Regions from separate parts of the Mus musculus genome. Here regions 1, 3, 4, 5, 6 and 7 are each linked to region 2. Evidence: chromatin loops called from intact Hi-C (ENCODE). Cell type or tissue: heart. All regions are shown on one strand.

What was found. Hi-C counts contacts between places; a loop is a spot of excess contacts. Peaks named below come from ENCODE experiments on the same cell type or tissue, not always from the same donor. Only the 100,000 strongest peaks of a DNase experiment are listed, where the experiment ranks them.
Region 1: it touches region 2 in a loop (2.2-fold over the local background); 3 of 42 quality-filtered maps call a loop at or near these places.
Region 3: it touches region 2 in a loop (2.4-fold over the local background); 2 of 42 quality-filtered maps call a loop at or near these places.
Region 4: a loop joins it to region 2, with 2.0 times the contacts of the local background. A loop is called at or near these places in 3 of 42 quality-filtered maps.
Region 5: a loop joins it to region 2, with 2.8 times the contacts of the local background. A loop is called at or near these places in 7 of 42 quality-filtered maps.
Region 6: it touches region 2 in a loop (4-fold over the local background); 3 of 42 quality-filtered maps call a loop at or near these places.
Region 7: a loop joins it to region 2, with 2.5 times the contacts of the local background. A loop is called at or near these places in 7 of 42 quality-filtered maps.

Annotation. Positions count from the first base shown.
Region 1 is chr10:3,809,212-3,813,211 of GRCm38, reverse strand. The region is part of intron 2 of Plekhg1 (pleckstrin homology domain containing, family G (with RhoGef domain) member 1); the gene reads right to left. Among named protein-coding and RNA genes, the nearest start is that of Gm30164, 52 kb to the right of the region's middle. In heart, no CTCF peak of the experiment used is centred here; a DNase peak (open chromatin) is centred at 2,181; H3K27ac peaks cover 482 bases.
Region 2 is chr10:3,695,064-3,699,063 of GRCm38, reverse strand. No RefSeq gene overlaps it. Among named protein-coding and RNA genes, the nearest start is that of A330032P22Rik, 21 kb to the left of the region's middle. In heart, no CTCF peak of the experiment used is centred here; DNase peaks (open chromatin) are centred at 1,333, 1,883 and 3,383; H3K27ac peaks cover 867 bases.
Region 3 is chr10:3,570,928-3,574,927 of GRCm38, reverse strand. No RefSeq gene overlaps it. Among named protein-coding and RNA genes, the nearest start is that of Iyd, 33 kb to the right of the region's middle. In heart, CTCF peaks have their summits at 830 and 1,784 (motif pointing left); DNase peaks (open chromatin) are centred at 827 and 1,777.
Region 4 is chr10:3,803,270-3,807,269 of GRCm38, reverse strand. All of the region lies in intron 2 of Plekhg1 (pleckstrin homology domain containing, family G (with RhoGef domain) member 1), which reads right to left. Among named protein-coding and RNA genes, the nearest start is that of Gm30164, 46 kb to the right of the region's middle. In heart, a CTCF peak has its summit at 1,694 (motif pointing left); a DNase peak (open chromatin) is centred at 1,759.
Region 5 is chr10:3,643,446-3,647,445 of GRCm38, reverse strand. No RefSeq gene overlaps it. Among named protein-coding and RNA genes, the nearest start is that of A330032P22Rik, 73 kb to the left of the region's middle. In heart, no CTCF peak of the experiment used is centred here; no DNase peak of the experiment used is centred here.
Region 6 is chr10:3,589,269-3,593,268 of GRCm38, reverse strand. No RefSeq gene overlaps it. Among named protein-coding and RNA genes, the nearest start is that of Iyd, 51 kb to the right of the region's middle. In heart, no CTCF peak of the experiment used is centred here; DNase peaks (open chromatin) are centred at 1,278 and 2,428.
Region 7 is chr10:3,628,916-3,632,915 of GRCm38, reverse strand. No RefSeq gene overlaps it. Among named protein-coding and RNA genes, the nearest start is that of A330032P22Rik, 87 kb to the left of the region's middle. In heart, a CTCF peak has its summit at 1,737; a DNase peak (open chromatin) is centred at 2,065; H3K27ac peaks cover 292 bases.

The DNA.
Region 1 (4,000 bases), 110 kb before region 2:
ATATCTCTCGGCCCCAATGGGAATATCTAGAACCTAATACTACATGCTTATGACACATTATGCCATATTAATGTCACACTTTAAAAGCCTGCAAATGCCAGCATCTCAATCGCCCATGGAACAATGAGAAAGTAATAATAATGGTACAATCCACCCTCTTTCATGGACCTGCAATATTTCAGGTATGCCATGATTAAAGAGTCCTAATTTGTTCAAGGACATGCTACACATAGCTTTACTATACTCCAAAATGGTTTGCAAGTGACTTTTTGGAAAATAACCGTGGCTCACGCGGCAGATCAGCTGCACCTCCTAGGTGGTATGCAAGCACAGGGTTTCAGTGACTGCCTCCCAGTTTCCCTGCAAATCTTCAAGATGACTATGCAACTGTTTTCCAAATGTTTGCATTTTTCAAAATTTATTATCTGTTTATTCACTCATGTACTTATGTGTGGGTGCAGGCATACACGTGCTACAGCTCACATTTAGGAGTCAAAGACAACTCTTGGGAGTTGGTTCTCTCCTGCCACCTGGCGGGACCTGGGAATTGAACTCGGGCCTTCTCGGTCTGCAGCACCTCTTCCGGCTGAACCATTCCACCCTGAAGTTTATTCATCTATACTCTAAGACTTGCTCTACAAAAAGCACCCAGTCCGCTGAGGTCTCTACTCAAGGAATTCACATATCACGAGGAGGGTGTCCTTTCTACAGATGGGGGAAAGGGTTTCCCTTTCCTCTGTGACCCCAATAAGCAAGGAAGCTGTTCCCCAGGGAGGGGCTCCTTGAAGGATCTTGCAGCACAGTTCATTTTAGCAATGTTAAGCCTGGCAGATCAAGAGGGCTTCTATTCTCCTCAGGCAAATATTTCAACAAATAACCTTTCCTATACAGACAAAATATTTTTAAGTTAATAAAAAGTATTTTGTTTAGAAATAGACTTTGGAAAAATCCGTAGGCTTCAGAAAGGAACTAACATGACGGCATGTGCCCTAGATTTTTATTGCAAATCCCCACATTGATTAAGAGAGAACCGTGTTAGAATTATAAAGGTTGGAATTTTAAACATTGACTATGGATGTGAGGGTCCTAAGCAAAGCCAGGGACCCTATCATGAACAACACTACTGTTTTTGTTTAACAAAGACAAGTACACCTTTGCAGGGGTGCATGTTTTCAGACCAGGTTCTCCACCAGGCTCTTCAAAAGGGTTCTGTTAGCAAGGGAGGGAAGAAAACCTTTCTAGATGAGAGGCAAAAATAGAGCCATGGAAGTTCACTTGAAGCAAAAATTGAGTCCTAGAAGATACAAATGGTGAAAAGGCAGCATGTTATCTAATTAAGAGTGGCTCTGAGAACACACGGCTCCAAACAGAGCCATATTTGATGGTTACCGGGACCCTAAAAGATTGCTGGCTCAGAAACACTGGATGCAGTTGCTGGAGCCTTATATTTGCTCTGCTGTATGAAGGATGAAGAACGAGAAATCTGGGCTAATCACACTGTGGATGGGCATCATTTTAGAAAGTCCCTGCACTGAAAACTAGATTATCATTTTCTTATGAATACAAATGAACATTAATAAAAAAGATATACCCCCAATTTTTAAAAAAAATTGTTTTACAGAAGCCCTAAAATTCAGACGAATGTTGGTATGAAAGCCATTCATAATCAGCAACTTTACATCCAAGTTTTACAGCTATTTTACCTCTGATGGTCTTGGGCCAGCTGGTATTTAAAAATACATTTTATGTGTTAGGAACAGTTACATAGAAGACCCTGGGCTGTGTGCTCTGCCAAGGGCCTCACTCTGTCATCCAGTGGTCTGAGCCCATTAGGACAGGAAGGGAAGGGCCACTCAGAGGCATTTCAAGAAAGATTTATAGGCTCTTAAGGGACAGGCGATGACAACACATGATTAAAATTGCTAAGTGAATCCTTCAGAGGTGAAGTGATCTAGCACCTTAGAGATAAAATCAGGCCAGAGCAACTAAAACTTGAAGGAAACTGACCAAGTCTGAAAGGCAGGATAAAGTCTAATCCTGCTGCTGGTCTACTGCTCCTACTGAAGCTTGCCAAGGCCACGTCCTCCCCACAGCAGGCCCCAGCACGTGCTCCCTCTCCCCTGCTGCAGCTTGGAAAGGCAAGTTCATTATCAGGCTCTTGGGAATGTGGGTGGCCAATCATCGGTCTGAGGCGTCCCTATGAGTTAGAGAGGCAGATTCAGGTCCAGCTGTATCCAGACCGGCCTGTGTTCCTGGCACAATAGTACAACTCCCCACCCCCAGCCTCCCCACACACGGAGGAAGCACCAGTGGTGCAAAGGAGGAGATTATGATAAGAAAGCATGACTCCAAGCTGGTCTGGACGATACAGTACAACCCTGTCTCAAAAATAAAAGAACATGTTGGACAAGTAACAAGAGCTTGTTGTGAATTTCAGACCAGATTTGAATCTTCTGCACTGCACTTAGGATATAGCAGGGGTGGAAGACAGAAGGGCCGAGGGATGTGTGAGTTCCAGACACCAGAGAGAAGTGGAAACCGTGTCTACCATGGATGTGTGTAGCATTGTGGTCTGCCTATGATGTGCCACTTCAGAGCAGAGACAAGGATGCTGCACTTGGAGTTGGACTTGGTATTTATTTCCCATTCAAACTGAAGATGAAGGACGCTGGGGGTGTTTGTTAGTGGTAGAGCACTTGTTTAGAGTATATTATTCCTGAATTCTATCCCTAGTACACAACACACACACACACACACACACACACGTTCTCTCTTCCTCTCTCTCTTTCTCACATATATACACACACACACATATATACACATTCACTCACACTCTCAGGCACACACACACTCACACACACACTCTTCATGTCTACAATCACATACACTTACACACACACAGTCATACACACATACACACATTCACACACTCACACACAGTCACTCTTCTTTTGATTTTATACTGTTTACAAAAATTTCCTCTACCCTGTAATCATTCAATAATGGGTGTAATTGTGCAAGTCCAAAAGGCTCAGATCAGATAACACAAACAGCATGTAGCTTGCAGTAAATGGTTAAATGCTCATTTTATCTTTTATGAAGGCAGTGGAAATGGGAACTGGAGGAGGAGGAGGAAGAAGAGGAGGAGGAGGAGGAGGAGGAGGAGGAGGAGGAGGAGGAGGAGGAGGAGGTAAATCTAGTAAGATCTGGTGCAAATGCTGGTCCTGAGGGCATGGAGAATGAAGGCTCCCATTTGCCTTGAATAATGAGGCTATGCAAAATATCTTCACTTCCTCCAACAGGGAAGTGGGGGAGTGAGGCGGTTGGAAGAAGACATGATCCCAGAAGGTTCTGGGAGATCTCCAGTGAAAAATACCCAGAAAAAGGGATTAGAAATGAACCCCGGGGATTAGGGAGAAAGGGGGAAACTCGATGAAACTCGATGAAACACGATGTGGTGAAGGTTTGGCTAAGAAGTGGTAGCTCTGATATTCCATCCCTGAGAACTTGGGATATGATGACTAAACTCCACTCCCCTCTGAATGACTATGCCTCCTAAATCAAAGGCATACGTATGAAGTTACAACACTGGATGAAAACAGATCCCGAATTTTGAAGAAACAAAGAATATTAAAAGAATATAGTTGACTTAATTCGGGGCTTGAGATCAATTGCAATCCTGTGTTTTTTGAACTTCGACCACAATGACAGCTGGGCTGTCTAGTTTTAACTCTACAAAGGCCTTATCAACCACTTAACTTTCCTACAGCATAGAGTTTTCCGTATCACGCATTGCCCAGGAAACTCGTGATGGTGATAGGAATAAGTCACAGATTACTAAAAGCTCATGCCCGCCCTGTGGACACTGGACGTGGGGGGTAGAGGGGAGGGTGGGGATGGGGCGTGGGGGCGTGGCTAGGTTCAGGAATGATAAGAGAAAGGGGCATAGCAGAGGAGCCAAAACCATGGGACTTGATTCCCAAAAGCAACGTCTAGTGAT
Region 2 (4,000 bases):
TCTAACTGATGATATTACATACACAGGGGCATGTGCACACAGGTGCATGTGTGTGCACACACACACACATGCACACATATACAGACACATGCAGAGAACTAAAGGGAGAGTAATTATGAACTGAATATTTTATGTCTAATCTAAAAATCTTCATGTTAAAGACCTACTCTCCCATGTGATTGTATTTGGTGACAGGGTCTTTGCTATAATAATAAAGGTTAGATGATGTCACAAGGATGGAGACCTGTGACTGGATAACATTAATGCCCTTAGACGTCACAGAAGAGTCCTGTTTTCTGTCTTCACCCTCTGAGGGCACAGTGAGAAAGCAGATGTCTGCAGGAAGAAGGCCCTTAAAGGGCCAACCACACTGGACCCCACTGAGAAAATTAATTTCTATTGCTTCATAGACATATCCTGGAAATAAAATAATTTTTAAAATTCAGGATTCATGTCTCTGAACTTTACCTTCATCTTTTGACAAAAGAAACAAGCAGTTACTAAAGGAAAGCTTCTTTTTGCAGTGGGCATCAATCAACACAGAGATTAATAGCTGATCAAAAATGCAGGGGACAAGAGACTGTGAGTGTCTAGATGTCTAGATCAACTCCAACCCCAGGCAGGGCACAGGGGACATTACAGAAGAGTGGGGTGGGAAGAACATAAGAGCTGGAAGATGGGGAGAAGAGAATGTCATCTTCTGACCCTGACAGAGACCCTGTTCTTAAGAACACACAGGAGCTGTGGTTACTCATGTAAGGGCTGCACTAGATCAAGTTAGTCCAGCAGAATGCGGGAGGGCTCGTTCCCCCTCCTAGCTAAGGAGCTATTAAATGTTGATGGCTGCTGTTGAAGAGAGAGGCATTTTTCTTTCCTGTGAGGATGTGACCACTGGTAGGTTGCCCATGCTTCAATAGATGCCCCACCCATGCACACAAGAACAGCACTAGTTGGGCTTTTGGGGTTATTCAAAAATATAGAAGATGAGAGTTGGTATGGGGACATGTTGGGCGGGCCTGGGGAGATTTGGAGAGAGTGGGTGGGAGGGGTGGACATGATACAAATACATCATTCACATAAAATTCTCAAATAAGGAATAAAAATAATGTGAAGATGTATATGAAAACATTTTCTCCCCCTGAACTTGATTATGGTTATAATGGACAAAATTATGTATTTGCTAAAAGAGAGAGTTGAAGCCTAGTAAGAGGTAACTGGGTCTTAGGGGCTCTGCCCTCGTGAGTGCATTGGTGCTATGTTGTGGAAATAGATCAGGGCTTGCGAAAATGGCTTAGCTCTCGTGAGAGCAGTTATGAAATGGGGCCACCCTACATGCCTGTCCCTTGTGCATGTGGTCATTTCCCTTGGCACTTCTCCATCACATTGTGTCAAAACCAGACCATTTGCCAGGGTATCAGAATCACATTTTGGGGACTCTCGATTCATCAGAATCAGGAACCAAGTAAAGTTCCTTTTTTTCTATAAGTTGCTAAACCTTAGACATTTTGAAATAGCAATATGAAGTGGATCAAGATGCATATATGGACGGTGTTGAAAACCATTAAAGAAGGCAATAAAAAAAAAAGACCCAGGTGCCTGAGGGGGTGAATTAATGAAGTCCTGAAAAGATGAATGAGAAGTCAGAAGGCTAGGGCACTCTCTTAAGAGTATCAAGTGTCTACACAGAATCTCAAGCCCTGAAGGCATTTGAGATAGGTTAACAGCTGGAACACCATCCTCTAAGATGGTTACTTGCCTAGAATAGGCAGTGTATCCTCCCTCTGGCCCTGGAGATTTCTGGGACACTGCAGGGTTTTCTGGCATGGGCTCCTCTGTTTCCTGGCTACAGTTGGGTTCTGGGCCATCTTTTGTTTCATTCAGTTTCAAATGAGAGGATCTTTTGGATGCTGGCTCTGAACTGGGAAATGGAAACTATTTGTGCTGCCATGAGGGAAGTGTTCTGCATCTGGCAGGGACCCTGGGCTGGAAGCAGCATAAAGAGAATGTTAGGAAACCACCAAGCAGCCCGCACTCTCGGTGAGCTTTCATTGTTAGTATTCCAGTTCCTGGGAGGATGTCTAAAGCTTTTCCTGGTTTATCGCCTTGAAGATTAAAAGGAAAGCAAAAAAAAGCCCACAATACTTTATACAGCTCAAGTTCCTCACCACAAGTACCCCAGTAAGAAAGTCTGTATATGTGCGTCTGTGAACCGTTCAAGATGGTGTGGGTGATAAACATTCGTGTTGGGGCGCTTTTTCCATTCCCTCACTGATCTGGCTCAGCCTCGCAGCAGCAGACAAAGTTCATTCTGTCCTTTAGAAGTGCCTGCTGGACTTTCGAGGGTTTTCTCCCAGCCGCCCCCCACCCCCACCCCCCAAGCTTGCTTGAGCTTGTTTAGCTTGTTGCTTCGGAGAATGAAACACTCTTTTACTGGCATTTGGCATAATGTAAGGCATATCTATTGGATCCTCATTCTTTTACATAGGAAATAGAAAGGGGTAGTCTTTAATAAAATAGAGCCACCAATCCCACTCCACCAACCTCAGCTTCCCAGTACATTGTCAAGTTCAGTCTAAAGCCTCTGAGATGCTGCTGGGACAGTTTTCCAAAGGAAAGGCTCCCATATTCTGCCTCTCCCGTCCTTCCTCGGTCTCCTCTCTGTTGCCTCCAGTGAGCTGTGATCTGATACAGCCTAAAAGACTCCCAGGGACATGATGTGAGCCCAGAAGTCAGCCTCCTGCATGCACAGACAGTACTCATTACTTTAGAAAGTTCCAGCTCCCACTGAATTGAAATCTGTTTGATGCTTATTACACACAGTCCTTGAAGCATTTGGAGAGGACCAGGGTGTCTTCATGTGCCAAACGGAATATCTTCAGATGTCCTTCACTGGTCATGATTACCAACACAGATTAAAGCAGATCTGCCCCTCCCTCCCTTCTCTCTCTCTTTTTTTCCCTCTTTCCACAAATATTTCTGCATCTAAGTGCCAGAAATTGTGCTAGAGACATTTTCCCTCCATTGTACAGCACAGTGACTTGACTATTAAAGGCAAATACAAAATTTATGCAGCTTTCTTTTGGTTGGAACATGAGGTTGCTATGAGTCCCTCAATGGTAGCCTTAAACTTTCAAAACCTCCTGCTTCAGCCTCTCAAGTGCTGGTCTTATAAGCCTATGCACTCAGTACATCAAATATTGGTTCTTCCATCCTCCTTGGCTGTGGAGTCCTTTCAATCTTCCTAAGCATGCTGAGCACAGATTTTTTTCAATCACGATAGAGAATACACTGAGTCTTTGTAGTTATGGCAGTAATGTAGGCAGCCTGCCTGGCACATCCCTTGGGCTGAGCAGAAACTCGATGGGCCCGCCAGGCCATGCTATTATTAACCCAAATAAGAGCATGGGATGGTTTTGGTCATCAAAGAGCAGCAGCTGCAGATCCACGATCCAAGAGCCTGTTCAGCCAGCATGATGTCTATGCTGTCATTGAAGTTATTGATAAAAACATTGACCAGGATGTAGGCTGGATAAGAGCCCTGTGACCCTATCCAAGGACACCAACCCGTTGTATCCTTATTCTGTTACTAAGCATTTTCTATGCCAGGGCCATTGAGTTGGTTATAAATAGAACTGTGCTCTTTTTTGCTATATGATTTCTCCAGATGGGAGTTTGGAGAGTTTTTGTCAATTCCCCTACTGAAATCCAGGTATCTGCCTCTAGCATTCCTCTGATCAAGTCATTAAAAGAGCCTCTGTCCTTCCCGAGTGCTGTCATTCAGAATGAAATCCCCTCCCCTCTCAAAGAAGATGAACAAGTCGCATTAATCTGCCCTCGAGTCTTAGTGACCCAACAGACTCCTTTCTGACTCAGGCGGGAGCGAGAGAGTTGTTGGAGAAGCAGAGAAGGGTGCTTGATAGAAAAGTTAGAGGTGTGCAGCTGCACGTGGGTAAGCAACACAGGCCATTGAACAAGCTCAGAAATGAATCTCTGTGCAGAA
Region 3 (4,000 bases), 120 kb after region 2:
GAACAGCTATCCAAGTGCCACAAGATTCTTTTTATGTCACAGAGAATGGGCCGGTTAAAAATAAACTCTTTAACCGTATAGTTCTAGAATTAAAGGTCATCTCCAGAGACTGCAGTAATACAGCCATAAATAGCTCCTACAATCCTGTTGACACAATCGAAGGCTGTTTCTCAAACACCATTAAAAAACAAAAACAAAAAAAAAACCAACTCCCCCCCCAAAAAAAACCCCAACCTAGCTCACACCCTTGCTTTGTAATTGGACTCCATTCTTTTTGTTCTTTCTCTGAGCAAACATGGTGCCACAGAGAGTGGAGGAGAACTCAACAATGGGGTCTATTCAGCCCAGTCACCTGGCACCTTGAATTTGCTGTCTTGTCTTCGCCATTGTCTACTCTGGGGGGCTGGTACCACCTCAAGAGGCTTGGGAGAAAGTGTGTGTGTGTGTGTGTGTGTGTGTGTGTGTGTGTGTGTGTGTGTGTGATGTTTGCCTGTGTGCATTTATGTATGCAAGCTGTCTGTCAAGGTCAAAGGTCAACCTCAGATATGTCTCCGCCATCTTGTTTTTTGAAAGAATTTCTCTCACTGGGTCCTGGATGTGTGTAGCCTAATGGGCTACACTAACTGGCCAGTGTGCCTCATCAAGTACTGTAGCAACTGAGCCATCTCCCCAGCCCTCCGTGGGATTTCCTCATGCTTTGCCTCATGAGGTCTCAAAGGCCAATATTTCTGGGGGTAACAGCAGGGACCCAGTGCCCCAATTTTTCAGCTTTCACCAGAAGTCAGAACCTCTTACAAGTTCTCACGGTCTCAGGACAGGCCCCCTGCTGGTCATATGCAGTGACCTCGGGCTAAGTAAATCTATTCTCTTTCCTTTGTTGAAGCTGAACTTGTCTGTCATGAAGCCCTACCACACTTCTTCCCTGGGGTGGATGCTGGTGGATACCACAGATGCACTGGGAGGTGGCCTATGTTAAATGACCATGGGCATAGTCTCACTAAGCTGCTTGGTCCTGTGGGTACAGCCCCTGACTACAAATAAAACTTTTACTTTTGGGGAGAAAAAATTTTCAAAGATGGATAAATAGAATAATTAAGGGCTTTCTGGATGTCTCAGTGGCCTGCTGCCAGGAGTTCGATCCCTGGATCCCACATGGTGGGAAAAAAAAGAAGAAAACCAAAGGTTCTCCTCTGACCTCTGCATGTGTATCTTCATAAATAAACAAATATTAAAACATAATAAATAAAAACATTAAAACAAGTAGTTGTTTCCTTTAGGTCTTTGGATATTTTCTTTTTCTGGGATCTTCCTCAAAGCTGGAGAAGGCATTGCAAAAGACATGAATGACATCCTCATAAGAGATGGAAATTTTATTTGCTGTACAAGAATTTCCTGTATATTAAAGATGAGTGATTTTTCCTATGTATCTCTATGTGTACAGAAGAAAGGAGGCCCTGGGTGCTGATGTAACCATATGGAAGACTAAAGAATGTGTGACAGAGGAATCATGAAAATATTTGAACAGAAAACAAAGAGACATGGCCCTTCTCAGCCTGGCTCCAGTTACGGAATAGTTGACTTTGATGACTAACTGCAACACATCTGTATTTACACGATCTGGAGGGTATAAACTGCCAACACATAGGAAACCTCTGGTGGGGGTAGGAGTGGGGGGTGGATAACAGTCAGCTAAGCTCCTTTAAGTATCTGATGATGTCATCTAGCAAGACTCATTGTCCAAGGTCTGGCTCACATCTGGCAAGACTGTGCCATCTAGTGGTTTCACAATGGCTGCCTCAGATGGGAATTGGATTAGAAGAGCACCTTCCTTGTATTTCCCACCTGCTATAATGAAAGGAGATCGAATCCTCTGCACCCTCATGTGGCGAATTTGTGGCTACTGTCAAGTTTCTTGGCCCAAGCATGGAGGAAGAGCTCATGAGCACCACACGGATGCCAGATTTCAAACTGCTGACTTCATCATGACCAAGTGTCTACTCCACGCCCCAAAGACTACCATGGCTGTGCTCCAAACACCCGATGGCTCTGTAGACTCAGCCGCTGCCCTCCGCAAGGTTGCTTGCTGAGGAGAATTTTGACCCTTTTTAGTATAGATGCCAGGATGTGGTGAAGGTGCTAGGACACACAGGAGAATTCCCCGTCTCACTGGCCATCCTTCAAGAAAGCAGAGACCACCTCTTGCCCTTTTGCTTTCCTTTTCCCCCTCTCTCTCCGTTCCCTTCCCCCTTTCTCTCCACATTCTCATGGCCAGCCTCTACTCTTCTACTTCTCTACTCTCTCTCTGCCTTTCTCTACCTCTACTACCCTCTTGACTCCCCTCCCTATGCCCTGAATAAACTCTATACTAACCAACTAACTGTATACTAACAAACAGAAACAAGAAGAAAGCAGAGACAAATGCTCTCCCACCACCCTGCACTAAACTTCCTAACTGAATGCCTAGTGATGCTTCTGCCTCTCTTTTGCACTGGTTGGAACCATCTCATACTTTGGCCTTTGCTTGGATCTGGGCAGGTCCCTGCTCAGCCATCTCCATCCTCAGTTAGGAGAGGGGAACTCAGGGCCAACCATGATAGTGTAAAAAAGAAGCCAAGAGAAGGAAAACCAGAGAACAAGCCCCAGCCAAGACAGAGTTACAGTGCATCTTACAGGTTGCTTTGAAACAACTGCTCCTTCTAAGAAGATCCACAGAAACGTCAATGCAAAGAATGGTGTGGTAACTAAATGCATAATAAATATAAACAATAGTGAAATAATTGAGGTGGGAAGAAAGCCTAGCTTCACCCAAACCCTTAAGGCTAGCGTATTCCACATCATGTTATTCATGGTGATACTTTTTTCTAATAAAATCACAGACTTAAAGTGCACAGCAATATGATTTTTTAAAGTATAGTCACAAGTCCATGAGGTTATCAGCTCTGATTAATTCTAGAATATTATTACAGCCTCAGGAGAAGTTTTATGTCCATAGCCATCACTTCCCGTTAGCCCCTTCCTGCTGCAGACCTCGGTCACCACAAGTCTACTTTTTGTCTCTATGGACTTGTCCATTCTGACATTTCATATGAATGAAATCAAACAGCACTGATTTGTAGTGCCTGGCTTCCCTCATGGGCTGGTTGCATTATAATTCTTTATTCTTCCAGTGGCTTGACAGTTCCTCATGGTAAGGCTGTTCCAACTTTAGCTGTGTGCTCCTTGGTAGACGGACTCTGGGGTTGTCTCCACTTTCTAACTAAATTTGAATAACCCAGCCATAAATATCGATCTACAGCTTCAGTATAAATATGGTTTCAATTCTCTCAGGTGTATAACTGGGAGAAAAATTATAGGATAGCTTGATAATTGTATGTTTAAGTGTGTTATTTTCCACAGTGGCTGTACCACTTTATGTTTCTAGAGTTGAGAGAAGGGTGCCCAGTGGTAGAATACTTGCTGGTGTATAAGGATCCAGAATTTCACACACACACACACACACACACACACACACACACACACGAGAGCACTCATTATTTAGGTAATTTATTCCATCTATTTTGCATTCTTCCTAGGAATGTACAAAGGGCCTGTCTTAGTTTCTTTTCTATTGCTCTGATGAGACAACAAAGTAACATATAGAAAAGTGTTTAATTGAGCTTATTTTTACAGGGTTAGAGTCCATATAGTAGAGCAAAGACATGGTAGCCAGAATAGCTGAGAATTCACATCTCAAAACACAACAAGGCAGCAGTGGTAAGAGTGGAAGTACTTTCAAACCTCAAAGCCCAGCCCGTGACTCACCTCCTCAAACAAGGCCCCATCTCCTAATCCACCTAAACAGTTGTAACTGAAAGCATTCAAATGTATGGGCCTATGGGAGCCATCCTCATTCAAACCATCATGGGCTTAAGATTTTCATATCTTCACCAATGCCTACTTACAAAACATCTTAATAGTATAAAGTAGTCATTGGTTATATTTTATTTATTTATTCATTTTA
Region 4 (4,000 bases), 110 kb before region 2:
CATCCATGAAAGGTCTACAACGGGGCAGGCTGTACCCCAGCTTCTGCATGCAAAGTTCCTACAAATACACGTTAAAGAAAAACAGATGCCCACTCTGTAGGTAAAGTAAAAAATGGACACTTTTTCTGAATGATGTAACTCCATTGGATTTTTTTATAGTTACTACATTTAGTCTGCATAATACTTTTAATATTGATATATTTTAAGAAATCCTCATTAACAGTGCTGTCAGGTCAGGCCAAGAGAAAGTTGGAAGATTTCGCACTGCAAGAGATTGAAGGAAAGTGATTCCATGACTTTTTAAAGTAGCATGCTGCATTCTGGTTCCTGTGCTCCAGCAGTCTGCCAAGAATCCTACCGGATGGCCGTATCGGCGATGTCTAGTCTGATACAATGAGTTACTTATTCATCATATGAATCATTAATGACGTAGACACTGATTATTGTTTTTTAGATGACTTCCGACAAATCAATCAACCCTGAGTCAGATACTTATAGGCCCTGGGACACAGTAGTAAGATCACCTACAAGTCCCGTGAGGCATGCAGGGTCTATTTTACTGCCAGCATACTTTCACCAAACTGTGTGCAAATTTTAGTGGTTAAAAAGCTACAATTCACATCCCACAAAGATTTCAGCTACAAGACTATTATTGGTTTCTGATGCATCCCAGTGGATTCTACTGACCTGAGATAGGTTCAGTGAGTGGTCCTCCTTCTCATGATGGAGGAACACCTCATACAGGGATGTAAGAAATGACAATGATGCTCCAGAGATGATCCCAGTGCATGGTAGGATCATGGGTACTGTTGATCACAGTCACAGCTGCGCTTAATCTTAACTAATGTGGGGAATCTGTCATCTTGAACCCTTGGCATCTTTACTGAAAAGGAGTTCTCTGGCCAGAGTTGAGTTACTCAACTCAATAGTATAAGAGGCTCAGAAAATGCCAGCAGAAGAGTAACAATCAAGATGCCTGGTATGAGGTTGGAGAGACAGCTCAGTGGTTAAGAGTACTGACAGCTCTTCCAGATCCTGAGTTCAATTCCTAGCAACCACATCTGTAATGGGGTCTGATGCCTTCTTCTGGTGCATCTGATGTTACTATATATATATATTAAAAAAAAGAAAAGAAGAGAAAAGAAAAGAAAAAGAAAAGAAAAGATACCCAGTGTGACTTTGCAACAGTAAGGGGCATGCGTCTGTTCCTTAGGCTCCCCTTTAGCCTCATACTCTTATAGCATCTCCATTCTAAGGTCATTTCATCAAATATTTTGGGTGGGAGAAACCCTAAACAAGAAGCTGGAGGAAATAACTCACAGGGGCAGGGGGCAGATATGTGGTTTTTGTTGTTGTTGTTTTTTTTATGGTGCCCCCCAAACTGTAGTATTTGAGCTGAACACACACATACATATTATGCCAACAGAAAGAGCATGGGTTTCTGATATCCTCAAGTAAACAAACTCTATATATACCAGACCTATCCTTCTCTGACATTTGAAGTTTTTGTACATTAGAACTGCCTAATCTAATCTTGCCAATCATGGTCAGCCGTCTTATTTCCTAGTCTTCCATCTGCAGAAGATAGAAAGAGGCAACACATCTGTCTACAATTCTCTGACCCTTCTGTTCTGTTTAAGTAGCAACCACATTGTCAGACAGGAGCATATGACAGAAAGTGCTGCCCCCAAGAGGACAGCACTGTGGTTTGTTATACCTGGCTCCCGAGTTCCTGCTCTTTCCTAAGGGACCACATACACTTCTGTGTCCCTGCCAAAACCCTTTGGTATCAAAGTACAAAGACTGACCAGTACTGTTCGCCACTGAATTCAACAACAGGCTATTTCAGAGCAGGGCCTGACTTTTCTAAAGCAGGAAATTATCTCATTCTTCCAGGAAACATTTGACCTCCTCTTATATGTCTGTTTTTTTCCTAAGGTCAGCACAGCACATAAAGATCCCCGTCTTCAGGGAGCTGATCTTTGTGAAAGAAGATTTCCCAGATAGTGAACGAACTTAGTTTGAGTTAACAAGTAGCTCTGAGGAGATGGTCTCCGCATCACTGATAGTCACCAAAGTTGAAGACAAACAAAATTAGTTTCTATGAAACCAGAATGTGGCTTTGAAAGTAAATGAAACCAGATGAGCCACAGACACTGAAAAGTACTTGCACTTAGCCATATAGATCCATGGCACCACACCTGCAATTCTGGACTTCCTTCTCCAAAACAGCAAGGAGGCACAGTAGGCCAACAGTTCCCAAGGAGCATATAGCTAAGGTTAACCAAGGGACCCCAAGTTAAGTGTCACTCTCTTCTCTTACTGTCTGCATTATATCACAAAGCAAACAATATCTATAGGAGACCAGATGGGAAAATAGTTATTTAATTTTAGGAAAATCAATTGAGTAATCACAACTATCTCATGTATCAATATGTCATTTTTTCTGTCTTTGTAGACATAGCCAAGTATCACTCTAAGAAGAAAATGATAAATTCATTAACAGAGAACATAATCCTTTCAAAGAGGGAGGATGAGAAGGAAGAGGAGGAGGAGGGGGAGGAGGAGGAGAAGAAGGAGGAGGAAGGGCAGGAGGAAGAGGAAGAATCGGAGGAGGGGGAAGAAGAGCAGGAAGAAGACAGCAAGGATGAAGACAGAGGAGCTGGAGACAGATCTGCAATAAGAACTCTCACTCCTTTTGTAGAGAATCTGGGTTCAGGTCTCAGTACCTACTTCAGGTGCTTTCAACCACTTGTGACTCTAGCTCTTGGGGGTTCCGCCATCTTTTGGCCTCCACATGCACCCAGTTACACATGGTAGATATAAACCTACATGGATATATATGCATGTGCATAAATAATAAACTTTTTTTTAAAAGAAAATTTCTACTCTATGTCAAACAAAACCACAAAATGACTGACTCTTACAAACATGTTTGTATCTGAGTGTGACTTAGTCATTTGGGTCCTGTAGGCTTTGGGCATGTTGGCCCTTGTCTTCCTTCTTTCATAAAAAAATTGTTAAAATGATGTATCTTAGTTATGTTATGAAGACAAATGTCATTCAGATCCAATACTATATATTTCTTCATATATTTATATTTTTCTTATACTTTGAAGAAGTTAACTAAAATATTTGCATAAGTTACTACAGGTAGCCGTGGGAACTGTGCCTAATGGATAAACCAACATTGGACCACAAACCTTTGTTGTTGTTGTTGTTGTTGTTGTTGTTTTAACTGAGTGAGCCTTCTAGATAGACACAAATTAAGCAAAATAATTGATAGGACGTTTCCTGATAATGATGAAGACTTCCAGGGGGCAACTCATTGTCTCATGAACTCTGATGAGGTCAGACACAGGCTTGGGTCCACTGAAAGATGGTCTTTCTGACACCTTTGAACTTTTCCAGAAGTGCTCAGCACATCATATGTGTACAACTCCTGTGAAGCATTATTATGTTGTGGGTTGAAGCTGTGAAGAGCTATCCCTGTAGTTCTCAACCTGTGGGTCGTGGTCCCTCTGGGGATTGAATGGACCCTTTCACAGGGACACCAAAGACCATCCAAAACCACAGATATTTCCATTGTGATTCATAGCAGTAGCAAAATCGCAGTCATGGAAAAGCAACAAAAATACATTTATGGTTGGGGGTCACTACAACATGAAGAACTGTGTTAAAAGACCACAGAATGAGGAAGGTTGAGAACCATTGCTCTAAGTCATTGGTGAAGTTCAGTTTCTTTTCTTCTTTCATTTTTTTCATAAACCACACACACACACACACACACACACACACACACACACACACACACACACACACACTGTGATTACCCAATGCTCAGAAAAATTCTCATACATTCCTATTACTTTATGGAATTTTGATCTGGGATTGAGCAGTGTTCTTCGCTTTACAAACAGCCTCAATTGTGGTGAGAGTTCAAACAGTATGGGAAGGAAGAGTCTAGTGCCTAGGCCAAACGAGCATGGGCCCTCCCTTT
Region 5 (4,000 bases), 52 kb after region 2:
CAGGTGCATGTATCTAGTCATGTTTACATGTATAAGCACATATGTATGTGTGTGTGTGTGTTTGTAACTCTACTCACCATTATACCCCTGCACAAATATTAGTGTGAAATTATTTAACTCAATTCTGAGGGTAACTTGACCCTCAGAATTTTTGCACCTAATGATGCCATACAATATACCTGAGTCATGGAATGGAGCCACTCTAGAACGTAAGGACCAAAGACAAATGAATGCACATTTCAACTTTTACAAGAAGGTATTGTGGGGGTGGGAGAGATGGCTCAGAGATTAAGAGCACAGTCTGCTCTTCCAGAGGTCCTGAATTCAATTCCCAGCAACCACGTGGTGGTTCATAACTGTCTATAACGAGATCTGGTACCCTCTTCTGGCATGCAGGCAGATACTTTACACATAATAAATAAATCTTTAAAAAGCAAACAAGCAAGCAAACAAACCACAAAACCAAAACTCCAAGAAGGCATTGTGCTGCAAATGTTTAACAACTGTCTTTCCCAAAGCAAAGCACTGATCTGTATCACTGACGATTTCTGTGTTGTATGTGTTCCCACCACAGCCAATATGTCAATGAACATGGACTAGAGAGAGATGCTGATAGAGTTCTGAGCATCCCTGAGATGAAGGGTTCAGACACAAGTAGATTCTAAGACGGGTCAGACAGGGAGGATAGGGAGGAGCCTTCAAAGGAAGCAGCTGGAGCAAAGAGCAGTAGAGGAAATGGGGAGAAAGGTCAAGGAAGCCGACCATTAGAAAGAAGCTGTGCACCCAGAGCTGTGCAAACTAGAGGTTTACTCAGATGCAAAATAGCTGCTGTCACAAGGGATCCCAGGACATTTGGTTCCACTAGGTGCTAAAGGTCAAGTTACCTTCAGAATTGAATTAAATAATTCCACAGTAGTATTTGTGCAGTGATATAATGGTGAGTAGGGTTACAAATGAACACACATGCTTATGTGTGTAAGCACAGGTATATACATGCACCTGAAACAGCCAAGTACATACATGTACACACATTCCCCCTGAGACAAAGCCACACGGCCAGACAGAGGGAGTCATTTTATTCTCCTTGAATATAGGCAGAAGCCATTAGAGAATGATGTCATTTCTGTTTGATTGTTCAAGGACATCTGAGAGATGAGAGACTTCGGAGAGAAACATCCTGCCCCAGTCTTTGAGGCTACAAACAACAGCAGCAAAACCGGAAAAAGTGTTCACATGAAATCTGGTTCCTTCTGGTAGATTTGCTGACTAAAAAGATTTTAAGTCAATGTTTATCCTTCAGGAAATACCTGGGAAGCAGGAATAGTTGTGTGTTCTCTGAAGGTGTGCACCCACTACAGAAATGCGAGACTTTGAGGAGATGACTGAGTTGGGTAGAGGCACCCGAGTGTGCTCTGGAGCAGTCCCAGGGTAGACAGAGTGAGTGACTGGCATTCTTGTTTCTCATGCAATAGTTCAGTTTGAAATTAAGTGATGAGGCTACAAACTCACATGTGTACCTGGGCTCATTCCTTAGCCAAGCTAGATCACACCTCACCACTAGAAATCATTATGAGGAAGGCAAAGCGAGGGCTGGGGAGATAGTTCAGTAGGTAAAGTGTTCGCTTTACAAACGTGACACCTGAGCTCTGTCTTCAAAACCCACATTTAAAAACTAGAAATGGTGTCTGGTGGTGCCTGATTGTAATCCTAGTGCCAGGGAAGGGGAGGTTAGTGGATTGCTGGGGCCCTGGGGCTTTCTAGGGTAATGTCAAGCCAGTAAGAGATATTTAAAAGAACAACAACAACAACCACAACACTAACAACATAGATGGCACTTGAGGAATGATATGGGAGGTGGAACTGTATTTTCCACGAAGGAGTACATGCTTTTGCACACTCATATCTGCAGTCACATGAGCAGACAGCCTTGCACGGGCATGCCCATGCACACACACACAGGGCAGGGGAGAAGCTGTGGCATTAAGCTTATCATTATTGTCCTATCTACTTACATTCACCTTGCCCCCCCCACCCCCCGCCATGTGTGTGTGTGTGTGTGTGTGTGTGTGTGTGTGTGTTGGGAGGGGAGGCTCTGTAGAGAGAGGCAGGACCAAGTCTTGTTTACAATGCAGGAAGTGGAACTAATTGAAGCAGAAACTTTGCGTGGGGGAAACTGGATTTAGATGTAGAATGGAGCTGGACTAGGCTCAGCTGCAGAGTGTGGGAGGCCTGGGGAGAAACTGGAAAGGCGGCAGGATGGAGATTCCTGGTTCTTTTGTGCTATTCTGCTAAAGCTGTTTAAAGACGAATCTGTTTTCTAATGGAAACCTCCTCCTTACAACAAGGCAGGATAAGCAAACATCTGGTGCTTCTGCTGAACTTTAGTGAGAACAACTGAGGGCCTGATTTTGTTACGAACTATGGAAATGAATGTGTGCCCGTGGACCCATCTGCTGTCATGCAGAAACTACCATGGCTTAGGACTTAACGTTAATAGAAGGAAGTCTAATGCAGCACAGGGTTAATACTGTGGTTAAGTGTCGTGTTTAGTGGGGAAATGCAGACACTTAGCTCGTACTACAGCCACTGGCAAAGGATGGTGCGTGTCCACCTGTGGTCCATAGTGTTACATAAATATCAACTTCAACTTTGTGCTGGGGATCTTTCCGTTGAGCTTTTGTACCTGGAAAGGTGTGAACACATTAATGGATTTTTTTTTTTGGAGGGGGGTGGTAGTATGCAAGCTATGTTCCAATGAAAACTTTAAAAGGAATAGGTTTATACTAAAACCGAAAACTCAGTTCCAATTTTGAAATCGTTTAAAGAAAAATACATTTGCTTTCATCACTATTGAGTTGTCATTATTCTTTTTACAAATTTTTAATTAAAAAAATTTATGTCCATGGATGTTTCACCTGCAAGTTTGTCTGTGGAATACGTGTGTCCCTGGTGCCTACCGAGGCCAGAAGAATGCACTGGATCATCTGGAACAGGGTTAGAAGTGATCATGAACTGCTTTGAGCGTTGGGGATTGAACTCCAGTCCTCTGCAAGAGCAGGAAGCGAAGGCTCTCAACCATAGAGTTATTGTTTCAGTCCCTGCCTTCATTACCCTAAGGGTCATGCTTTGACGACAAAAGTGGAACCAACCAGAGTTCCCAAATGCCTCTAAACACTGCCCTTCCCCCACCTCAACACACACACACACACACACACACACACACACACACTTTTTGTGAGGTTAAATGGACCCAATTCAGATGAGATGAAAAAAAAATAATAAAAGGCTTAGGCTAATGACAACCTTTTTTTCTAGAATCAGTGTGATGAATAACCCAAGCACGAATCTTTGAGACTCTTGTAATATAGAACCAGATTTGATTAAATAAAATATTTAGTTTAATAATCACTTTTTCAATGGCTACCAGTGTTGGCACTGTGCAAACCTCTGGTGGTAAGGTCAATGGGACCTGCCTTGACGTACGGAAGTACAGAGTATGGTAGAGCAGACAAGAGAATAGCAGCCTCAAGTCTCAAGCCACAGGCACCACCTTCATCACGTGCACTGAGGATCATACTCTTGGAACAGACAAAACCAGCAATCCTCCTTGGAGCAAGAGGAGATACCTACATAGTCTTTCAGGGTAGATGAGATCTCTTGAGGCATGGGGAAATGAAGACGGCATTCCGGACAAGGAGTAGCAAGGGCAAAGACAGTTGGAAGTGCACGTTATGCCAGGAATAATGGTGGTTATGCAGCTGTGAGGCCCAGAAGCCAGTGCTTCCGGCAGCCAAAATATGTGTTCCGGTATGAAGGTAGGATGTGGGCAAGACCACCCACTCTTCCCAGTGAGTCAGTTCATTTGGAAGCTCTTGACATGTTACAAATCACTGCTTTCTGTTTGAAGCCAGTAAGTGGGTAGAGTACACTGCTTATAAACCTGAAAGGGCTTCTGTCTGTGTTCCTTATGAAGTAGGATCCCACAGTGAGCCTGTTTGCT
Region 6 (4,000 bases), 110 kb after region 2:
GCAAGCCAACAGGTGACAAAGCAAGATGTTGATCTGCTATGGATTCATGCAGAAATAGCCACAGGCTGGTCCATCATGACGACGGTATGGTCTCTGTGCTTGATTGCCAGAACAAAGAGCTATGATGAGTTCTGGATAATTGCCCAGTTCTAGTGGTACTGCCATATGGTTGGCTCTTTTCTTTCTAAGCTGATTGTCTCAGGTACTTCATTACAGAACTTTTAAAGAAGTAACAAACACACCAGTAGTATACCTTCTTTCTCAATACAGGATGCTTAAAAAAATGTAAAAGAAATGCCCTCTGATACTTGGTCATATTCTCCAAACCCAGCTGTTATTCAGAAATAAAATATACACTCTTACAGAGAGGGAAAAATAATAATAAGTATTGAAAGGGAGTACAGAGTTGAGGAAAATTAAAGCTGGAGAAAGGGTGTTCTCAGAAATGACCCAGTGGGAGGGCCTGTTAGGCAACCGTTGTATCCCAGGCCCATCCATGCCCACCCTCTTCCAAGCACCGCCTTCACAAAACACAACACAACAAAACAAAACAATGAAAAAACAAAAATCAAAAAAACAAAAAACAAAAAAAATCAGCATGTAGGAGACGAAATCAAGAGCCTGTGTCAGGCTCCCATAAAACCTAACATTTTTACCATCTTTAAATGTATGTGTGCACATATGCATGTAGGAATGCATGTATACATGCATGCATGGATGTGGGGGTAGGGCCAGGCCTGGAGGCCAAAGGGCCATCTCTGCCTCATTCATTGCTTAGGCACCATCCATTGCAGTTTTTGGTTTGTTTGTTTTTGTTTTTTAACAGTCTCTTGCTGGATTGGAGCTCATTGAGTAGGTTAGGCTGGCTAGCCAGCAAATCCTGGGGACCTTGCCTGTTTCTGTTTTACCAATGCTGGGGTAGCAAACACACGCCTGACTTCTTAACATATGTTCTGGGGATCAAACTCAGGTCTTGGCAAGCATATTATTGACTGACTAAACCATCTCCCTAGCTCAAATATTTATATACAATAAATGTAGTCCCCCTGGCTTCCTTTCTTACATTTTTACTGTGAAAATAAATCCAAGACTGGGGGAAAAGTCTTTTGTTTTACTTCAATGCTAGGAAAAGGGTGGTGAATGAAGGCGTGGTGGAGTGACCTCATGCATATATTAGCCCCGCTCCTCCAGAGAAACTGAACACAATAATTACACACACCCAGGCACACACCCAGGCTGGTTTATCTCCTGCAGGCAGAGCTACTGGCCTGAGCCCTAGCTCTTTGCAGCTGGCTCAGCAACCCAGCAGGGAAGGTTAGAGCAATGGGGTCCTTCTTGTCATTGTTGTTCCTGAAGCCTCTTCCTGCAAGAAGTCCCACAGGGTCACATCCTGCATGGATGTTAGTTCTGCACAGCATGATCTAAATATTTAAAGGCACCGTGTGTGCATATAATTGCCTTAGTACAGAGGGGAAGTTTCAAGTCCCCACCTCCCTCTAAATTGCACTCACAGAAGTGCTATTATCCCAGGTTACTGACTGGATAGGTAAGGGCAGTGCAGAACTGGCCTTTTCCTGGGTCATTTTATTGTACTGGATTTCATAAGGCCATTTCCATTCACTGCTCATGTTCATTAGACATGACCCCACCTACATCCTCTTTCTCACCCCTCAGCATCCCCCAGGCAATATTGTCCTGCATTTATGTAGCATGTGATTTTATTCCTGACTAAATGAAGCAGCTGTCCAGGTGGAAAGGACATCCTGGATGCTGCATGATCCTCTCAAAGGATCTTTCACTCAGGGCCCTTGGGGCCTAGATTTCTGGGTTGTAACTTTCCAGCATCCCTGCTCCCCCTCCACTGCACATTTTGTCACATCAACCCACCTCTACCCGACATGGCAGCACCGTGGACCACAGCACCATCCAGACCCCAGCCTCACACTGGGAAAGAGAGTGGAGGGATAGGCTGACAAGTCATAGTTCGTGCAATGGATTCTGGAAGTTATATGTTTGCCCTCAGTCACTGTCCCTCAAACTCCCACATTTGCTCTTGCCTCACATCTGGTCCTAATGACTTTCAGCAGACACCAGAGACAGGACCTTGGTATTCAAGGGCCTTGCTACAGTGCAAGGTGTTTTGCCTAAGGGAATGTTATCTACTGGAATCAGAGCTCATTACAGCACTCCTGACAGCTCACTTCATGGAATTTTGTCCTTGGGATGGGCACCATGTGTCCTCCGGCCACTTTGCACTGTCTCCCACCTTGGATCTATAGTAGAGGCAGTTACTGACCATGGCTATCCACTTAGCAGTTCACTTACTCCCTATCTGGCCACCTGGACCATGCTTCCCCAACCCCTCCCTACTCCAGAATGAGAGCTCTGTAGTGTGCTTTCTCTATGAGAGGCTGTTCTGTGTTTCCCCAGATGTATTCCCCAGCTGCTTCCTCCATTTGCCATCAGATCCCACACCCATGCTCACTCTAGAAGGCGAAGAACATCTGCTGGATTTTTGCCCTGTAGCCAAAAGTCACACGTTGACTCTCCATTTTGGTCAAATAACTTCAGTGTGACAATTTTCCAAAAGGAAACCTAAATAGCCTAATATTTGGGGAGTTAGAAATGGATGAACTCAGCAGTGAGACAGGTAGAAACAAAGCAAGGGTGTTGGCATTTATACAAGTGTGTTTACAAAACCTAGCCTTGTGTTTACAAAATCCTCTGAATAGGTTTGTCCATCCAAATATAATACAACCTGAAGTGTTGAATTCCTCTGACACTGGGACTCTGGCTCCCAGGCCCGACTGCTCTTCACTGAGTACTTCACTGATGAAGGTCTTGTTTGAAGTAAGCAACTTTCAATCCTATGCAAACTCACTGTTCTGCAAGCTAAAGAAAAATTGTCTTAGAACAGTGCATCCTTGTTATTCCTATGGAAGGCAGATTTCTCGACGTTGAATGAACTCCCTTCAGAAAACTAGATAGGTTTTGAAAGTTGCATTAAACTTCCATAGGTATGCAGAGTGTGTGACTGCTTGCACAGGGACTTAAGCATGACATGAATTAGCGATCCAGGTTTTCCGAGGTGCTCCCATTGTCTTAACTGTCTTAACAATGTCCTAATAGAAAACCCTGATTTGCCGGGCGTGGTGGCGCACACCTTTAATCTCAGCACTTGGGAGGCAGAGGCAGGCAGATTTCTGAGTTCAAGGCCAACCTGGTCTACAGAGTGAGTTCCAGGACAGCTAGGGCTATACAGAGAAACCCTGTCTCGAAAAACCAAAAAAAAAAAAAGAAAAAAGAAAAAAGAAAAAAAGAAAGAAAGAAAGAAAGAAAACCCTGATTTTTATTTCCCACCAAGCCCTTCAGACCTGTCCCTGCTTGAGGGCCACTGTTGAGAAGTGGCTGGTTCTAAGCAACACTTCAGAACCTTCTGTTCTGCGTGTGATTGTTTATTAATTCACATGCATGCTCGCAATCCACTCTAGTGACTTAAGCCCTCTTCCCTGGTAGACTGAGCTTTCAAAAGCCATTTTTTACCCCATTTAAAGGTGACAGGATGGGTCAAGGTCACAGGAGTTAGTCTGATCTTGAGGCTTTTGTGCTAGGTGGAAATAAAATACTTTCTTTCATCTCTCCCAGTCAACTCAGAAGGACACCTCCAACCACTCCAGGTTTCTCTTCAGTATTCCAAGCTTGCTCTTTCCATACTCACAGTAAATGGCAGAAATTTGTAAGGACAATTGTTGGAGAGAAATAGCAAGTTTATCCAACTAAAGTTTGCATTTGTCACACTGGAAAAAGATGAATCTAGAAAATCAAGAGCAACAAGCATGGTGGGCTGTATCCAGAGTTCAAGATTGGTTGATTTGAGATGTAGGGTACAGAGGCTTGGACTAGGGGCATCCCCTGGGACTGAATCCACGTAAGGCTAATGTTTCTCCCTTCCTAAGAGGAAGATATGCCACAAAGTAGTGGAGGACGGTCTAGAAAGGAT
Region 7 (4,000 bases), 66 kb after region 2:
AACTACTTTAGAGGGCACAAAGAAATGCTGTTTGTTTAATACAATGAAGAGTTATTAAATCAAATGGACTAACAAACCCACCACCTCAAATGCACAATGTGTTTCTGAAGATTTTCAAACTTACTTTTGGAGAAATACTAAAATGTGTAGTGGCCAATTATTTTATTTGTCCTATTGTGTCTATTATCAGTTCTGTGATACTGTTAACAAGACACCTGAGACCATACACCAGCAGAAAAGAAAGGCTTACCTTGGCTCATTTGTAGACTACAGGAGCAAAGGACATTCACCTTGACTTGAGTTTCTATAGGTGGCATGTCCCTCTACCATGAATGGAATCCTCACCTGCTGAGAGAGAGAGAGAGAGAGAGAGAGAGAGAGAGAGAGAGAGAGAGAAAGAGAGAGAGAGAGAGAGAGCGCGCACAGCATGTAAACTCTTTTTCTTCCCTGTTGTGATTTCAATGTGAAATGTCCCCCATGGTCTCCTGTGTTTACACATGTGGTCCCCAGCTGTCTGGGAAGGTTGTAGAATCTGTAGGTCCTAAAGGCTCTCAACCTTGCTAATGCTGAGACCCTTTAACACAGTTCTTCAGATTGTGATGACCTCCAACCATAAAAGGATTTTGATACTACGTCATAACTGTAATTTTGCTACTGTTATGAAGCATAATATAAATATCTGATGTATAGGATGTCTGATTTGTGACGTCCCTCATCCCTCAGTTGAGTACTACTGCTTTATGTTTATGGCTATGCTTAAAGTTTATGGCTGAGGTATTTATTAATAAATAATTAGTCTCAGAAATGTCATTCCGGAAGCTGGGGCTAGGAAAGGGAAAACAGATTTATTTTTACAGGTGATCATTAACGCTTGCAACGTTTCTGAGACACATAGAACCTTTGACACCTCCATGAGTTGATCCTCCCCTAGCCCCACATGAGGGGGGAGCATCCTTGTGGCTTTTAGCAGAGCCTGGAAATAGCCTGGAAATGGGATGTTAAATGGCTAACATCTTCCAGCCCTGTCTTGTGTGAACATAGAGTCTTCAGGCTTCTTCATCCACCAGTCTCAGCCTTGCTTCACCCCTCTCCTCACATCAGCAGCAAGCACTGTTATCAACTGAATGAGCTTTCAAGGATGCATCCAGGTGTCTGTTATCCGTGGTGCAGATTAGTCCAGCTCATGGCCAACCCCTCAGCTTGCCTGGAGCCTTCTGATCTTCACAATGCCTATGATTAGATAGATGCCTGACTACAATTCCCATTGTTTGACCTCCCAGAGCCAGCCACCCTTGGAAAGAAGACAATTCAAGGGAACAGGGTGTGGAGAGAAGAAAGAGACCCGCACCGCACAAGGTTCTATTATTATTATTTATTATTATTATTGGATATTCTCTTTATTTACATTTCAAATGTTATCCTCTTTCCAGGTCTCGTCCCTGCCAGGTTCTTATCCCCTGGGACAACTAACAAGATTTCCCTCCTTCCTCCCCATGGATAATTGGAATGCAAACACCTTCCTTCCACAGGTCTGTACCCCTTTCAGCTTCGAACCTGATGGACAAAAGAACAGAAAGGTCCATAATACACAAGGCCAACTCTAGGGCTTGTTCAGGGAAAGCCATGTAAATTGGTCTGGGTAACACCAGCTAGTGTGAAATCGAAGCAAGTGACTCATATATTCATTTGCTAACTGTCCTTTGAGTGACTGTCAAATGTGCTTGATACAGAACAGTGACTTTTACCTACCTACAGGGGGCTGGGCCCCTCGCTGTCAGTTTACATTTAGGCAGCATGAGTGGTTCCAGAGAATCCTGATTTCTTATGCATGAACTGCTGACCCCAGCACTGGTGCTGGAGAGGGACAGGAAGGAAGGTGTCCTTCCACTGATTCAGGGACCTCCGGGCAGCGTTTTCCAGCATGTCAGCAGACTCCACATTGCTTTCCTCCCCTCCCTCTTCCGCCCTACCATTAAGCCCTGTCCCTGGAAGCCCTCTGCAGTTGCCAGGAATCACAGACATTAGGAAACAATCCAAAAAAATGGGTGGCTACTTGGCATTCCACAGCCCAGTGGCCACACGTGGGCCTTGGTGTTGACTCTGGGTCATAAGTATGGAGACAGTCTGGTGCTAAGGAAGGAACCTGGGCCAGCAAGAGGACTTCAGTGACTCTGGAACCAAGCAAAGGCTGACAGAGGGGCAGAAAATGTCCAACTGTACTTTTCAGTGGTTCCCTTGCCTATATACTTTAAAGCCATATGTCCCAGAGTTGAGCTGAGGGTTATGGTCACCAGTGTAGCAAATACAACGGGGACAGGGCTTGGGACAAGATCAATTCCCAAGAGTGGCAACAAAACCAGAAGTCCCAGCTGTCAACTTACCTTCTGTAGTGGCTATTCCTGGTTGTCAACTTTGTAATGTATATTTGTAATGAACTACAACCCAGAATTGGAAGGGTCACCGGTGACCCTAATCTAGAGGCTGGGAGATAGAAGTTTCTGACCTGGATCTTGGTATGGAGATCTTGAGGCCTAGTGGCTATGGATTCCAGAAGATTAAGACAGGGAGATCTCAGAGTTCAAGGTCATCTGGGATTAAAGGTGTGGTGGAACACACCTTTAATCTGGGCTACACCTTCTGCTGAAGACCATATAAGGACATTGGAAGAAGGGAGTCGTGCTCTCTCTCCTTCGCCTGCTTTCCGTGTGGTACTGAGTAACTGCTAGATTCTTGGACTTCCATTCACAGCTACTACTGAACCATTGTTGGGAATTGGACTGCAGACTGTAAGTCATCAATAAATTCCTTTACTATATAGAGACTATCCATAAGTTCTGTGACTCTAGAGAACCCTGACCAATATACCTTCCAACTGAAGGTGGCAGGATATAGCTTCTCTCCCCCCCTCTCTCTCCCTCTCTCCACCCCTCCCCCTCTATCTCCCTCCCCTCCCTCCCTCCCTCCCTCCCTCCCTTCTTTCTTTCTTTCTTTCTTTCTTTCTTTCTTTCTTTCTTTCTTTCTTTCTTTCTTTCTTTCTCTCTCTCTTTCTTTCTTTTAAAACTTCATTGAGAATTTCATACAATGCATTTTGATCATATGCAATGTTCTATCAACTCCTTCCTGATCCATCACCATCTCCCTACTGACCAATTCTTTTATGTTCTCTTCAGCACCCATAGAGACAAACTTGTGCCATCTACAGATTCTGGGTCATATGGCCTTATGTAACAAAGGCTACACAAAGAAAACTGACTCTTCCTTTCGAAACAGCTGTAAGACGCCAATAGCTCCTTGGTTAAGAATGGAATATTATAACCACCCTACCACCATGCTGAAGTTTTGTCTGGCTTGGGATTGCATGGCCCTTGAGCATGCTGTCATAACCTCTGTGAATTTATATATGCAACTGTCTTGCTGTGTCCTGAAAATACTCTTTGCTTATTGTCATCCACTGTCTCTGGCTCATGGAGTCTTTGTCATCCTCTCTTCTGCCATGATTCCTGGGTCTTGGAATGAGAGGTGAGCATTCTATTAAGTTCTCTGTTCCTTGACAAGCTGTAAGTCTCTATATTAATCATGGCTTATTGCAAATAGAAGCCCCTCTGATGAGGAGTGAAATGTGCACTAATCTATGGGAATAATTATGAGTCACTAGGAGTCAGTTTAATAATTTATTCACTTAGAAGAATGATAGGACCTAAGGCTATTTAGACACAGGTTCTTAGAAACATGGGGTTCTGAGTTAAATAAATAACACCTTATTTTTTATTATTTTTAAAAAATCACCATTCCATGCTACAAGAAATATTTGAGTGCCTCAACTGAACAGTTCCCAAGCCTGCTGTTCTTGCAGAGATGGATTGTTGCAATTTATTAGCTCCCTGATGACAGATCTCTGTAAAGCCACGTCAAGAACTGAGGGACTCAGCTATGCAAGCAAACAGCCTTCATTCTCATTTGTCAAAGCCTTCCCAAAGCACAGGGTGCTGAAATCTTCCTG